Regions from separate parts of the Homo sapiens genome. Here region 1 is linked to region 2. Evidence: read pairs that join two places in POLR2A ChIA-PET (ENCODE). Cell type or tissue: HCT116. All regions are shown on one strand. Each heading gives the region's core, and the rest is flanking DNA. Links, peaks and the distances in the headings are about the cores only.

What was found. Peaks named below come from ENCODE experiments on the same cell type or tissue, not always from the same donor. Only the 100,000 strongest peaks of a DNase experiment are listed, where the experiment ranks them.
Region 1: POLR2A ChIA-PET joins it to region 2 with 7 read pairs; 2 of 35 experiments call an interaction of 5 or more read pairs at or near these places.

The regions. Positions count from the first base shown.
Region 1 is chr19:43,672,868-43,679,168 of GRCh38, forward strand. The region is part of intron 2 of LOC124904724 (a long non-coding RNA gene); the gene reads left to right. Among named protein-coding and RNA genes, the nearest start is that of PLAUR, 5.8 kb to the left of the region's middle. RefSeq lists an enhancer at 2,567-2,666. In HCT116, for the core only: no CTCF peak of the experiment used is centred there; a DNase peak (open chromatin) is centred at 2,704; H3K4me3 peaks cover 1,346 bases; H3K27ac peaks cover 1,873 bases.
Region 2 is chr19:42,256,031-42,262,331 of GRCh38, forward strand. No RefSeq gene overlaps it. Among named protein-coding and RNA genes, the nearest start is that of ERF, 4.1 kb to the left of the region's middle. RefSeq lists enhancers at 1-326, 1,122-1,943, 1,944-2,764 and a silencer at 2,583-2,783. In HCT116, for the core only: no CTCF peak of the experiment used is centred there; a DNase peak (open chromatin) is centred at 2,690; H3K4me3 peaks cover 691 bases; H3K27ac peaks cover 2,194 bases.

The sequences.
Region 1 (6,301 bases), core at 1,448-3,947, 1.4 Mb after region 2:
GATTACAGGCATTCTCCACCATGCCTGGCGAATTTTTTGCATTTTTAGTAGAGATGGGGTTTCACCATGCTGGCCAGACTGGTCTTGAACTCCTGACTTCAGGTGATCCACCCGCCTCAGCCTCCCAAAATGCTGGGATTACAGGCTTGAACCACTGCGCCCAGCCCTAATTTTTGTATTCTTAGTAGAGATGGGGTTTCGCCATGTCGGCTAGGCTGGTCTCGAACTCCTGACTTCAGATGATCAACCTGCCTCAGCCTCCCAAAGTGCTGGGATTACAGGGGTGAGCCACCGCACCCGGCCCTAATTTTTGTATTGTTAGTAGAGATGGGGTTTCACCATGTCTGCCAGGCTGGTCTCTAACTCCTGACTACAGGTGATCCACCCACCTTGGCCTCCCAAATTGCTGAAATTACAGACATGAGCTACCGCTTCCAGCCTGTACTATGTGATTCTTACTAACTCATTGAAGCTGTAAGCTAATGATTTTAAGATAAGGTTAGAAAACAAAAAACAAAAAAACTCCCAATGGTGAGCACAGTGGTTCATGCCTATAATCTCAGCACTTTGGGAGGCGAAGGCTGGAGGATTGCTTGAGCTCAGGGGTTCGAGACCACCCTGGGCAACATAGTAAGACCTTGTATCTATAAAAAAATAAAATTACAGCCTGGACAACATAGCGAGACCTTGTCTCTATGAAAAATAGAAAAATTAGCCAGGTGTCGTGGTGCACACTTGTGGTCTCAGCTACTCTCTGGTTGAGGTGGGAGGATCACTTGAGCCCCAGGGGTTTGAGGCTGCAGTGAGCCAAAATCGAGCTACTGAACTCGAGCCTGGGCAACAAAAGTGAGACTGAAAAAAAAAAAAAAAAGAACTCCCAGAGAATTTCCTAAGAGGTAGTATAGCCCAATGGTTAAGAGTGTGGGAGCTGGTCTCAGATTGTGAAAATCTAAATTGCATCTACATATTGGCTGTGTCACCTCTAGCAGGTTACTTAATCTATCTCTGTGCCCAAGCCCCTTATCTGGAAAGTAGAGATAGCAAGTATCACCCTCCCAGGGCTGGTGTACTGCGGAGGTAAAAGAATCCACCTAAAATGACTGAGCATGGTGGCTCATGTCTATAATACCAGTGCTTTGGGAGACCAAGGCAGGTGGATCACTTGAGGTCAGGAGTTCAAGACCAGCCTGGCCACCATGGCAAAACCCTGTCTCTACTAAAAAATACAAAAAAATTAGCTAGGTGTGGTGGCATGCACCTGTAGTCCCAGCTACGCAGGAGGCTGAGGCACGAGAATTGCTTGAACCTGGGAGGCAGAGATTGCAGTGAGCCGAGATCGCACCACTCCACTCCAGCCTGTGCGACAGAGCTAGACTCCATCTAAAACAAACAAACAAACAAACAAAAAGAAGAATGCTCCTAAGATGCTTGCCACAGTGCCTGGTACATAGTATGTGCTCAATAAAAGCGATAGCTGCCAGTATTATCATTGTTGCAACTCTGGACATTCACCTCTTCCTGGAGTAGGAAGGGAGATGGAGGCCTGTCATTGAGTCTGACGTCAACAGTTATCACGCGTCAGCTGCTGAAGTGGGCACTTCCCTGGCTGGGTCACCCTGGGCCAATGACATTCTTCTTTCTGAGCCTCAGTTTTCTCAGCTGGAGAAGGGGATCCCTCTTGGGCTGGTGTGAAAACTAAACTAGATCGGAATGTACATGAGGTGGGGAAATAGACAGTTGGGGTGTTGGTCCAAGCAGGCTTGAGACCCAGCTCAGCCACTTGCTTCTGGGTGACCCTGGGCAGATGGCTTCACTCCATCAATCCCCGGCTTTGCCACCTATGAAATGGGTCTGGGGTGGGTAGGGGGCATCTCTCAGTGAAGAGAAAACTCAGGTTTGAGGGTCATGCGGAGCTGTGTGCTGTGCTGCTACCACTTCCTGGTGGGATGACCTCACTTCTCTAAGCCACAATTTCCCAATTTCCCTTTTTTTTTTTTTTTTTTTTTTTTTGAGACAGAGGCATGATCATAGCTCACTGCTGCCTTGAACTCCTGGGCTCAAGCGAAACTCCCACTTCAGCCTCCTGAGTAGTTGGGACCTAGGGGTGTGCACCACCATGCCTGGCTATTTTCTCATATTTCGTGTTTTTTGTAGAGATGGAGCCTTGGTCTGTTCCCCAGGCTGGTCTTGAACTGCTGGGTTCGAGTGATCCTCCCGCCTTGGCCTCCCAAAGTGGTGGGATTACAGGTGTGAGCCACTATGCTCAGCCAATTTCCTCTTTAACGAATGAGAGGTATTTCAGAGCCCACTCATCCCTGCCCAAGGCTGCCCTCGCCTCCTGAAATTTCTGTCTCTCCCTGTGTCTTTGTCTTTTTCTATCTCTCTGTTTTGTTGTTTTCTTTGTCTCTGTCCCTCTTTCTCTCTCTCAATGCCTATCTCTCTCTCTCTCCAACTCTATCACTTTCTCTCTCTGTACCTCGATCTCTGTATCTGTTTGTCTCTCTCTTCATGTCTTTTTATCTCTGCTTCTCCCTTTTCTCTGTCTCTCCCCATGGCTCTCTTTCTCTTTCTGTGTCATTGTTTCTGTTTCTCTTTCTGATTCTTTCTCTCTGTCTCTCCCTCAAGTGACACACACACACACCTGTAAGGTTCTGCTGACGTGTAAAGGGAAGGGAAATGCAGGGATCAGGACCTGGACACTCTCCAGAAACACGGCAGGGATGTCGGCTCCTTCCTCCTCGTGACTCACCTGGGCCTCACCCAGCTCTTGCCTGCCTGCGGGATCATGGGTGAGGCCCATGGGTTTCGGGGGCTTCCCCAGCCTGTGGAGAGGAGAATTTCAGGCAGAGACAGAGAGGGTGATAGAGGAGGAGGCAAAGAGAGGGAGAGACAGAGAGAGAGAGAGAGAGCTGGGGATAGAGATGGAGGTGGGGAAACGAGGGAGAGGGAGAGAGAAGAGACCCACAGACAGACTGGCTCAGGGGAAATCTGAGATGGGGGTGTGGGGGGAGTGAGAGAGACAGAAAACAGCAACCGAAGAACAAGGACAGGGAGAAAGAAAAATGGGCAAGCAGGGAGAGAGAGAAGATAAGAGACTGACAGAGGAGTTAGAGAAAACAACACACAGTTGCCTTCAGAGAACACAAAATAGACACAGAGATACAGGGACACTGTGTGTGTGCGTGTGTGCATGTGTGCGCGTGTGTGCATGCGTGTGCATGTGTGTGAGTGTACGTGCATGCGTGTGTGCGCACACATGTGTTTGTGTGCATGTGTGTGCATGTGTGTGTGCGCGCACGTGTTTGTGTGCCTGTGTGTGTGTGTGTGCATATGTGCATGTGTGAGTGTGTGTATGCATGCATGTGTGTGAGTGTGCCTGCATGCATGCGTGTGTGTGTGTGTGTGCACCTGTTTGGGGCTCCCTCATCCTCTTGCCACCTGCCATGATGAAGTGACTGCCCTCTGGCCTGGCCGCTGGGAAGGTCCTTCTCTGGTTGGGGAGGTGGGGGGGATGGGGGGTGGCTGAGCTGATGGTAGGGAAAGGGCCATCGCTCATAACCTCCCCTTTCTGGGACGCCTAACAGGCCACACTGATGTGGCTTTCAGATCCTGGCCTGGACACCTCTTAGATGTAGAGGACCTCTCCACTCAGGGCCTCCCTGGGGAGTGGAAGAGCTGGTAAACCCTTGAGTCCAATAACCCTCTTCCCCCGTTTTCCAGGCAGAGAAACTGAGGTCCAAAGGGAAGACTTTTTATTTTTTTGAGATAACGTCTGGCTTTATCGTCCATGCTGGAGTGCAGTGGTGAGATCTCAGCTCACTGCAACCTCCACCTCCTGGGCTCAAGCCATCCTCCCACCTCAGCTGCCCAAGCAGGTGGGATGACAGGCGTGCACTACCACGCCTGGCTAATTTTTGTATTTTTTGTAGAGACAACATTTCACCATGTTCTCCAGGCTGGTCTTGAACTCCTGAGCTCAAGCGATCTGCCCACCTCCACCTCCCAAAGTCCTGGGATTACAGGCATGAGCCACGGCGCCCGGCCTAAAACAGGAGACTTTAAATGAGTTTCTCCCCGTCTCAAGTTTATTGTGTTTGTGTTACAGTGGGTACTGTTTTGAGAGTATTATCTATATTATTGGTGAATCTGTAAATATCCTATTTCGTACACACACACGGAAACTGAGGATTAGAGAGGTGTGGTGGGCTGAGAGATGGTCCCCGAAAATATCCAGGTCCTAAGCCCTGGAGCCTATGGGTGTTACCTTAAAGGAAAAAAGGGTCTTTGCAGATATGATTAAGTTAAGGAACTTAATCAGGAACATTTTCCTAATTATCCAGATGGGCCCTAAGTGTAATCAGAAGTGCCCCTGGAGGAAGGAGGGACAGGGACATTTGACTGTAGACAGAAGAAAAGTAAGTCATGGGAGAGAAGCAGAGGAAAACAGGGTGGGAGACAGAAGGTATTTGCTGCGGGCTTTGATGATGGAGAAATGGCCAAGAACCAAGAAACGTAAGAAATGCAGCTCCTGCTGGAAAACGACAAGGAAATCACTCACCCCGGACATCTCTTGACCAGGGCACTGCTCTGCTGACACCTTGATTTTGATTACATGAGACACATTTTGTACTTCTGACCTCCAGTCTGTGAGAGAATAAATTTCTGTTGTTTTAAGCCACTAGATCTAAGCTAATTTGTTACAGCAAAATAGGACACCAATACAAGAGGTTAACTCACTTGCCTAAATTGAGCTGATATTTTTTATTTTTTGAGACACGGTCTTGCTCTGTTGCCTAGGCTGGAGTGCAACGGCAGGATCATAGCTGATTGCGGCCTCCAGTTCCTGGCCTCAAGTGATCCTCCTGCCTCAGCCTCCTGAGTAACTGGAACTACAGGCCCATGTGACCAAGCCTGGCTGATTTTAGAGAGCTTTTTTGTTTGTTTGTTTGTTTTGAGGTGGATTCTGGCTCTGTTGCCCAGGCTGGAGTACAGTGGTGCAATCTCAGCTCACTGCAACCTCCACATCCCAGGTTCAAGCAATTCTCCTGCCTCAGCCTCCTGAGTAGCTGGGATTACAGATGCCTGTCATCATGCTCGGCTAATTTTTGTATTTTAGTAGAGACGGGGTTTCACTATGTTGGCCAGGCTGGGCTTGAACTCCTGTCCTCAGTTGATCCACTCACCTTGGCCTCCCGAAGTGCTGGGATTACAGGCATGAGCCATCGTGTCTGGCTGCCTGGCTGATTGAATTTTTTTTTTTAATAGAGACGGTGGGGGAGGGTGGGGGGTCTCACTATGTTGCCCAGGCTGGTCTTGAACTCGTGGCCTCCATCATTCCTCCAGTGTTGGCCTCCCAAAGTGTTGGAATTAATAGGCTTGAACTACCACATCTGGCTTCTAAACTGACTTGTTAGGCCAGGTGTGGTGCCTCATGCTTGTAATCCCAGAACTTTGGGAGGCCGAGGCGGAAGGATCACTTGAGGTCAGGATTTCAAGATCAGCCTGGCCGACATGGTGAAACCCCGTCTCTACTTTAAAAAAATATAAAAATTAGCCTGGTATGGTGGCAGGTGCCTGTAATCCCAGCTACTCAGGAGGCTGAGGCATGAGAATCACTTGAACCCGGGAGGTGGAGGTTGCAGTGAGCCGAGAACGCGCCACTGCACTCCAGCCTAAACAACAGGGCGAGACTCTGTCTCAAAAATAAATAAATAAATAAATAAAATAAGATAAACTGACTTGCTAAGTGTAGTGTCAGGATTTGAACCCCTGCATTCTGGCTCTGTTTCCTACACTTACACCCACCATGCTGAGGGGTGCTGCCCTGGAGTAGGGCAAGCAAAGACTAGGAGCTATTAATAGAAGTTTCATCCTGTTCTCTCCCAGCTCCCGCCTCTTTCCATCTCATCCTTCAGCAGCCTTCTTTGCTATGCCTCTCTCTGGCTTCATGGTATTAGGGGTGACTTGGAAAGAAGCAGGGACCAGAGGAATAATATTCACTGAGTTTGTGTAAAGAAAAAAGCTTTCCTTGCCTCTAGCACCTTGCAGCTCTTTTATTCCACCGCCTAGATGCAACAGCAGAAATCATCTTTGCAATTCAAGGCCTAATATTCTGAATATATAAGGAGCTCCTGTTATGGGTTGAATTGCTTCCCCTCCACACCAGAAAAACATAGGTTGAAGTCCTAACCCCCAGTACTCAGAATGTGACCTTATTTGGAAATAGGGCTGTTGCAGATATAATTAGTTAAGTTGCAGTCATACTGAAGTAGGTTGGGCCCCAAATCACTATGACTGGCAT
Region 2 (6,301 bases), core at 1,306-3,805:
AGAAGTGTTAAGTCTCCGTTCTCTGCCTCAGCCGGGAGGGAAGGATGAAGCCTGAGGCTCTGGGAAACAGGAAATCACAGCGCAGATCTGATGGAGCCCAGGAGCCGGCAGCAGGGTAGAGGCCAAATAGAAGCAATATTCACAGGCATAGCCTGGAAACAGAGTCTCAAAAAAGACTCTGAGGTTCCGAAGGAGGGGCGTATGGGTGGCGGGCGGGAGTTGGGGGGGCTGGGTGGGGGACGAATCCAGAAGATGGGCGGGGAGACAGAAAAGTCACAGATAGGGAAGGCCTGCGGAGCTCAGGCTCCCGGTACCCAGGGCTTCAATCCCAGCCTCCTCGCTTGCGGGGTACCTAGTCCACCTTAGACAGGCTCCTCACCAGTGCCTAAAAAAAAAAGTCTCAGGCCTCCTCCTTGGGGAGACCAAGGGCTCCAGGGAAGCTTTCCCCCACAACCCCCGGGAATTATGTAACCTTGCCTACGGACAGTACAGCTCCCCCACGGATATTGTAACCCTCTGGGAGCGGTGTGGTCCAGCAATAATAATCATCTTCATTGTTCGAATAACAGCTCCCGAATTCCGAGTGTTCATGATGTGCCAGGCACCGGGCCAAGCATTGTCAGGGGCATCTTCTCATTTAATCCTCACAAAATCCCAACGAGGGGAATTACTGCTGTTATCCCCATTTACAGATAAAGAAAGTGATGCTCTCTGAGGGAAAATCAGTCCACTAAATCTTACAGCCAGGAAGTATTGGAACTAAGATTCGAACCCAGATCTAACCAATTCCAAACCACCACATTTACCCTTTACCATTATGCTTTATTACCTCTTTTACTACCCCCTCCAAAAAAAAAAAAATGCAGATTTTCAAAGATACTACATCAGGGCCCGGCGCAGTGGCGCACGCCTGTAAACCTAGCACTTTGGGAGCCGAGGCGGGAGATCACTTCAGGTCAGAAGTTCCAGACCAGCCTGGCCAACATGGTGAAACCCCATCTCTACTAAAAGTACAGAAATTTGCCAGGCGTGGTGGCGCACCTGTAATCCCGGCTACTCAGGAGGCTGAGGCAGGAGAATCGCTTGAACCCAGGAGGATCGCTTGAATCCAGGAGGCGGAGGCTGTAGTGAGCCGAGATCGCTCCGCTGCACTCCACCCTGGGTAACAGCAAAACTCCGTCTAAAAATAAATAAATAAAAAGGCTGGGCGCGGTAGCTCACGCCTGTAATCCCAGCACTTTGGGAGGCCGAGGCAGGTGGATCACCTGAGGTCTGTAGTTCGAGACCAGCCTGACCAACATGGAGAAACCCCGTCCCTACTAAAAATACAAAAAATTAGCCGGGCTTGGTGGTGCATGTCTGTAATCCCAGCTGCTCGGGAGGCTAAGGTAGAATCGCTTGAACCCGGGAGGGGGTTGGTTGCGGTGAGCTGAGATCGCGCCATTGCACTCCAGCCTGGGCAACAAGAGCGAAACTCAGTTTCAAAACAAACAAACAAACAAAAAGATAACACATCAGTAACAAACCCAGTGACCCCTACCCTCCCACCAGCAAGACAGAGATGAGTTACACCCAACCTTTTTTTTTTTTTTTTGAGACGGAGTCTCACTCTGTCGTCCAGGGTGGAGTGCAGTGGCCCCATCTCGGCTCACTGCAAGCTCCGCCTCCCGGGTTCACGCCATTCTCCTGCCTCAGCCTACTGAGTAGCTGGGACTACAGGCGCCCCCCACCACGCCCGGCTAATCTTTTGTATTTTTAGTAGAGACAGGGTTTCACCGTGTTAGCCAGGATGGTCTCAATCTTCTGACCTCGTGATCCGCCAGCCTCAGCCTCCCAAAGTGCTGGGATTACATGTGTGAGCCACCACACCTGGCTGTTACACCCAACCTTTGCTACTTCTTGTCTCTGACAAGGCAAGTGAACTCAGTTCACCTCTTTTTTTTTTTTTTTTTTTTTTTGAGATGGGGGTCTCACTGTGTTGCCCAGGCTGGATTGCAGTGGCACAATAATGGCTCACTACAGCCTCGACTTCCCTGCCTCAAGCAATTCTCCCACTTCAGCCTCCTGAGTAGCTGGGACTACAGACACATGCCACCATGCCCAGTTACTTTTTTTTTTTTTTGAGATGGAATTTTGCTCTTGTCACCCAGGCTGTAAGTGCAATGGCACGATCTTGGCCCACTGCAACCTCTGCCTCCCTGGTTCAAGCAATTTTCCTGTCTCAGCCTCCTGAGTAGCTGGAATTACAAGCGCCCACCACCATGCCCAGCTTTTTTTTTTTTTTTTTTTTTTTGAGACGCAGTTTTGCTCTCCTTGCCCAGGCTGGAGTGCAGTGACACCATCTTGGCACATCGCAACCTCCGTCTCCTGGGTTCAAGCAATTCTCCTGCCTCAGCCTCCCGAGTAGCTAGGATTACAGGCATGCGCCACCACGCCCAGCTAATTTGTATTTTTAGTAGAGACGGGGTTTTTCCATGTTGGTCAGGCTGGTTTTGAACTCCTGACCTCAGATGATCCACCCGCCTCAGCATCCCAAAGTGCTGGGATTACAGGCGTGAGCCACCATGCCCAGCCAACCCAGCTAATTTTTTTTTATTTTTAGTGGAGTTGGGGTCTCTCTGTGTTGACCAGGATAGTCTCCAACTCCTGGGCTCAAACGATCCGCCCACCTTGGCCTCCCAGAGTGCTGGAATTACAGGTGTGAGTCACCCTGCCTAGCGAAGTTCACCTCTTTTTTTTTTTTTTTTTTTTTGAGATGGAGTCTCGCTCTTTCGCCCAGGCCAGACTGCAGTGGCGCTATCTCGGCTCACTGTAAGCTCCGCCTCCCGGGTTCACGCCATTCTCCTGCCTCAGCCTCCCGAGTAGCTGGGACTACAGGCACCCGCCATCACGCCCAGCTAATTTTGTGTATTTTTAGTAGAGACGGGATTTCACCGTGTTAGCCAGAATGGTCTCGATCTCCTGACCTCGTGATCCGCCCTCCTTGGCCTCCCAAAGTGCTGGGATTACAGGCGTGAGCCACTGCGCCTGGCCAAGTTCACCTCTTTGAGCCTCAATTTTCCTCATTTGTAAAATGGAGGTGTTAATAGATCCTACATGATCAAGTTATTGTGAAAAATCAGAGATGTGGCCAGGCGAGGTGGCTCACACCTGTAATCCCAGCACTTTGTGAGGCCGAGGCAGGTGGATCACCTGAGGTCAGGAGTTCCAGACCATCCTGGCCAACATGGTGAAAACCCGTCTCTATTAAAAATACAAAAATTAGCTGGGCGTGGTGGCTGGCGCCTGTAATCCTAGCTACTCAGGAGGCTAAGGCAGGAGAATCATTTGAACCCGGGAGGCGGAGGTTGCAGTGAGCCGAGATCATGCCATTGCACTCCAGCCTGAGTGACAGGGCGATACTCCGTCTTAAAAAAAAAAAAAAAAGAAAAAAAGAAAAATCAGAGATGCAAAGTAAGTATGCAATAAATACTGTTAATAATTATTAGCAGAGTGAACTCTATGCCCCATGGATAACAAGAGCACTCTACCCTACAGACTCCAACTGTAACAACAGTTAGAGTAAACAGCAATAAACAGGCTGGCTGCAGTTTGTGTCTGACACATGTAATCCCAGCACTTTGGGAGGCCGAAGCAGGAGAATTTCAAGAGGCCAGGAGTTCAAGACCAGCCTGGGCAACAGAGTGAGACTCTCTCTACAAAAAATTTATTTATTTTTTTTTTTATTTATTTGAGATGGAGTCTCCCTGTGTCACCCAGGATGCAGTGCAGTGGCAGGATCTCAGCTCACTGCAACCTCTTCCTCCCAGGTTCAAGCAATTCTCCTGCCTCAGCCTCCCGAGTAGCCTAGATTACAGGCTTGCGCCACCACGCCCGGCTAATTTTGTGTTTTTAGTAGAGATGGGGTTTCTCCATGTTGGCCAGGCTGGTCTCGAACTCCTGACCTCAGGTGATCCGCCCACCTCGGCCTCCCAAAGAGCTGGGATTACAGGCGTGAGCCACCAAGCCTGGCCGGGAGGATGGTTCTTACTGGCAGATCTGTGTCCGTGGTGTCCAAAGGGCAGCCCAGGCTTATGTTTTCTTTTTCTTCTTTTTTTTTTTTTTAATTTTTATTTTAAGTTCTGGGATACATGTGCAGGACGTACAGGTTTGTTACATAGGTAAACGTGTGTCATGGTGGTTTACTGCACCTATCAACCCATCACCTAGGTGTTAAGGGACATTTTTTCTTAAAAATAAAATTTAAAAAAATAAAGCACACTGCACTGACAGTGTGAAATTGTGTATTAATGTCATAATCCCACTCTGACCCAGATGGTTGGCTCAAACTCAGTGTTTCTATGAAACACAATCACGGATGATCGGCATGCCTCGTGGGAGAATCTGAACGATCCGCGGAGAGTGAAAGTCCCTCGTGAAAATGTCGTCTGGGCCTCTTAAGTTTGGTGGTTTGTGCAAACGTGTCCATGGATATTGTAATCTTTCAGTGGCCTATGTGACTCCAATTGCTTTATCAACACTGATACCCACCCCCAGAGATGGTAGAGATGGTGAAATATTGGCCAGGTGCGGTGGCTCATGCCCGTAATCCCAGCACTTTGGGAGGCTGAGGTGGGCAGGTGGATCACCTGAGGTCAGGAGTTCAAGTCCAGCCTGGCCAACATGGTGAAACCCTGTCTCTACTAAAACTACAAAAATTAGCTGGACATGGTGTCGGGTGCCTGTAACCCCAGCTACTCAGAAGGCTGAGGCAGGAGAATCGATTGAACCCAGGAGACAGATGTTGCAGTGAGCTGAGATTGGGTTCAAGTGATTCTCCTGCCTCAGACTCCCGAGTAGCTAGGATTACAGGCGCACGCCACCATGCCCAGCTAATTTGTTTTTGTATTTTTAGTAGAGGCAGGGTTTCACCATGTTGCCACGCTGGTCTCAAACTCCTGACCTCAGGTAACCACCCTCTTTGGCCTCCTGAAGTGCTGAGATTACAGGCCTGAGCCACCACACCCAGCTTTTTTATTTTTTATTTATTATTTTTTTTTTGAGGTGGAATTTCGCTTCGTCACCCAGGCTGGAGTGCGTTGGCACGATCTCGGCTCACTGTCACCTCCACCTCTTGGGTTCAAGCAATTCTGCCTCAGCCTCCCAAGTAGCTGCGATTACAAGTACCCGCCACCACGCCTGGCTGAAAACCCTGTTTTCTTCCCCCCCGAGACAGAGTCTTTCTCTATTACCCAGGCTGGAGTGCAGTGGCACAATCTTGGCTCACTGCAACCACCGCCTCCCGGGTTCAACCTATTCTTCTGCCTCAGCCTCCCAAGTAGCTGGGATTACAGGTGCCCACCACCATGCCCGGCTAATTTTTGTATTTTTAGTAGAGATGGGGTTTCAACATGTTGGACAGGCTGGTCTTGAACTCCTGACCTCGTGATCTGCCTCAGCCTCCCAAAGTGCTGGGATTACAGGCGTGAGCCACCGAGCCCTGTTTCTTTCTTTCTTTTTTTTTTTTTGAGACGGAGTCTCACCATGTCGCCCAGGCTGGAGTGCAGTGGCGCAATCTCAGCTCACTGCAACTCAGCCTCCCGGGTTCACGCCATTCTCCTGCCTCAGCCTCCCAAGTAGCTGGGACTACAGAGGCCCGCCACCACGCCCAGCTAATTTTTTGTATTTTTTGTAGAGATGGGCTTTCACCATGTTAGCTAGGATGGTCTCGATCTCCTGACCTCGTGATCCGCCTGCCTCAGCCTCCAAAAGTGCTGGGATTACAGGCGTGAGCCACTGCACCCGGCCTAACCCTGTTTCTTAAGAAAAAAAGATAGTGTGATGCGGGGGATTGAGTCCAATCTCTCCCCCTCTGCAAAACCCTGTTGCAGTGTTCTCTATCAAAACAAAACAAAAATTTAAAAAATGAATAGTATGACTCATCTCATATGGTATAGCCACCATACACAGTGTGACCACCTCTAAACAGAATGTCACCCCCTTAGAGTATCACTCTTTCTCATCTCCCTGACTGAAGATGCTGAAGGCACCAGGGCTCAGATCCCTCTTTTCTCCTGTCTAGACTCATTCCCTTGATAACCTCCACCAGTCCCACAGTGGATATGCCATCTCTATGCTGATTACACCCACAGTTATTTATTTATTTATTGGTTTATTTATCTCTCTCCTCTCCTTCTGTCTCCCTCCCTCCCTCTCTCTCTCTCTCTCTCTCTCGTCTCTGATCTCTCTCTCTCTCTCTTTCTTTCTTTCCTCTTTTTCCTTCTTGACAGGGTCTCACTCTGTTGTCTGGCTGGAGTGCAGT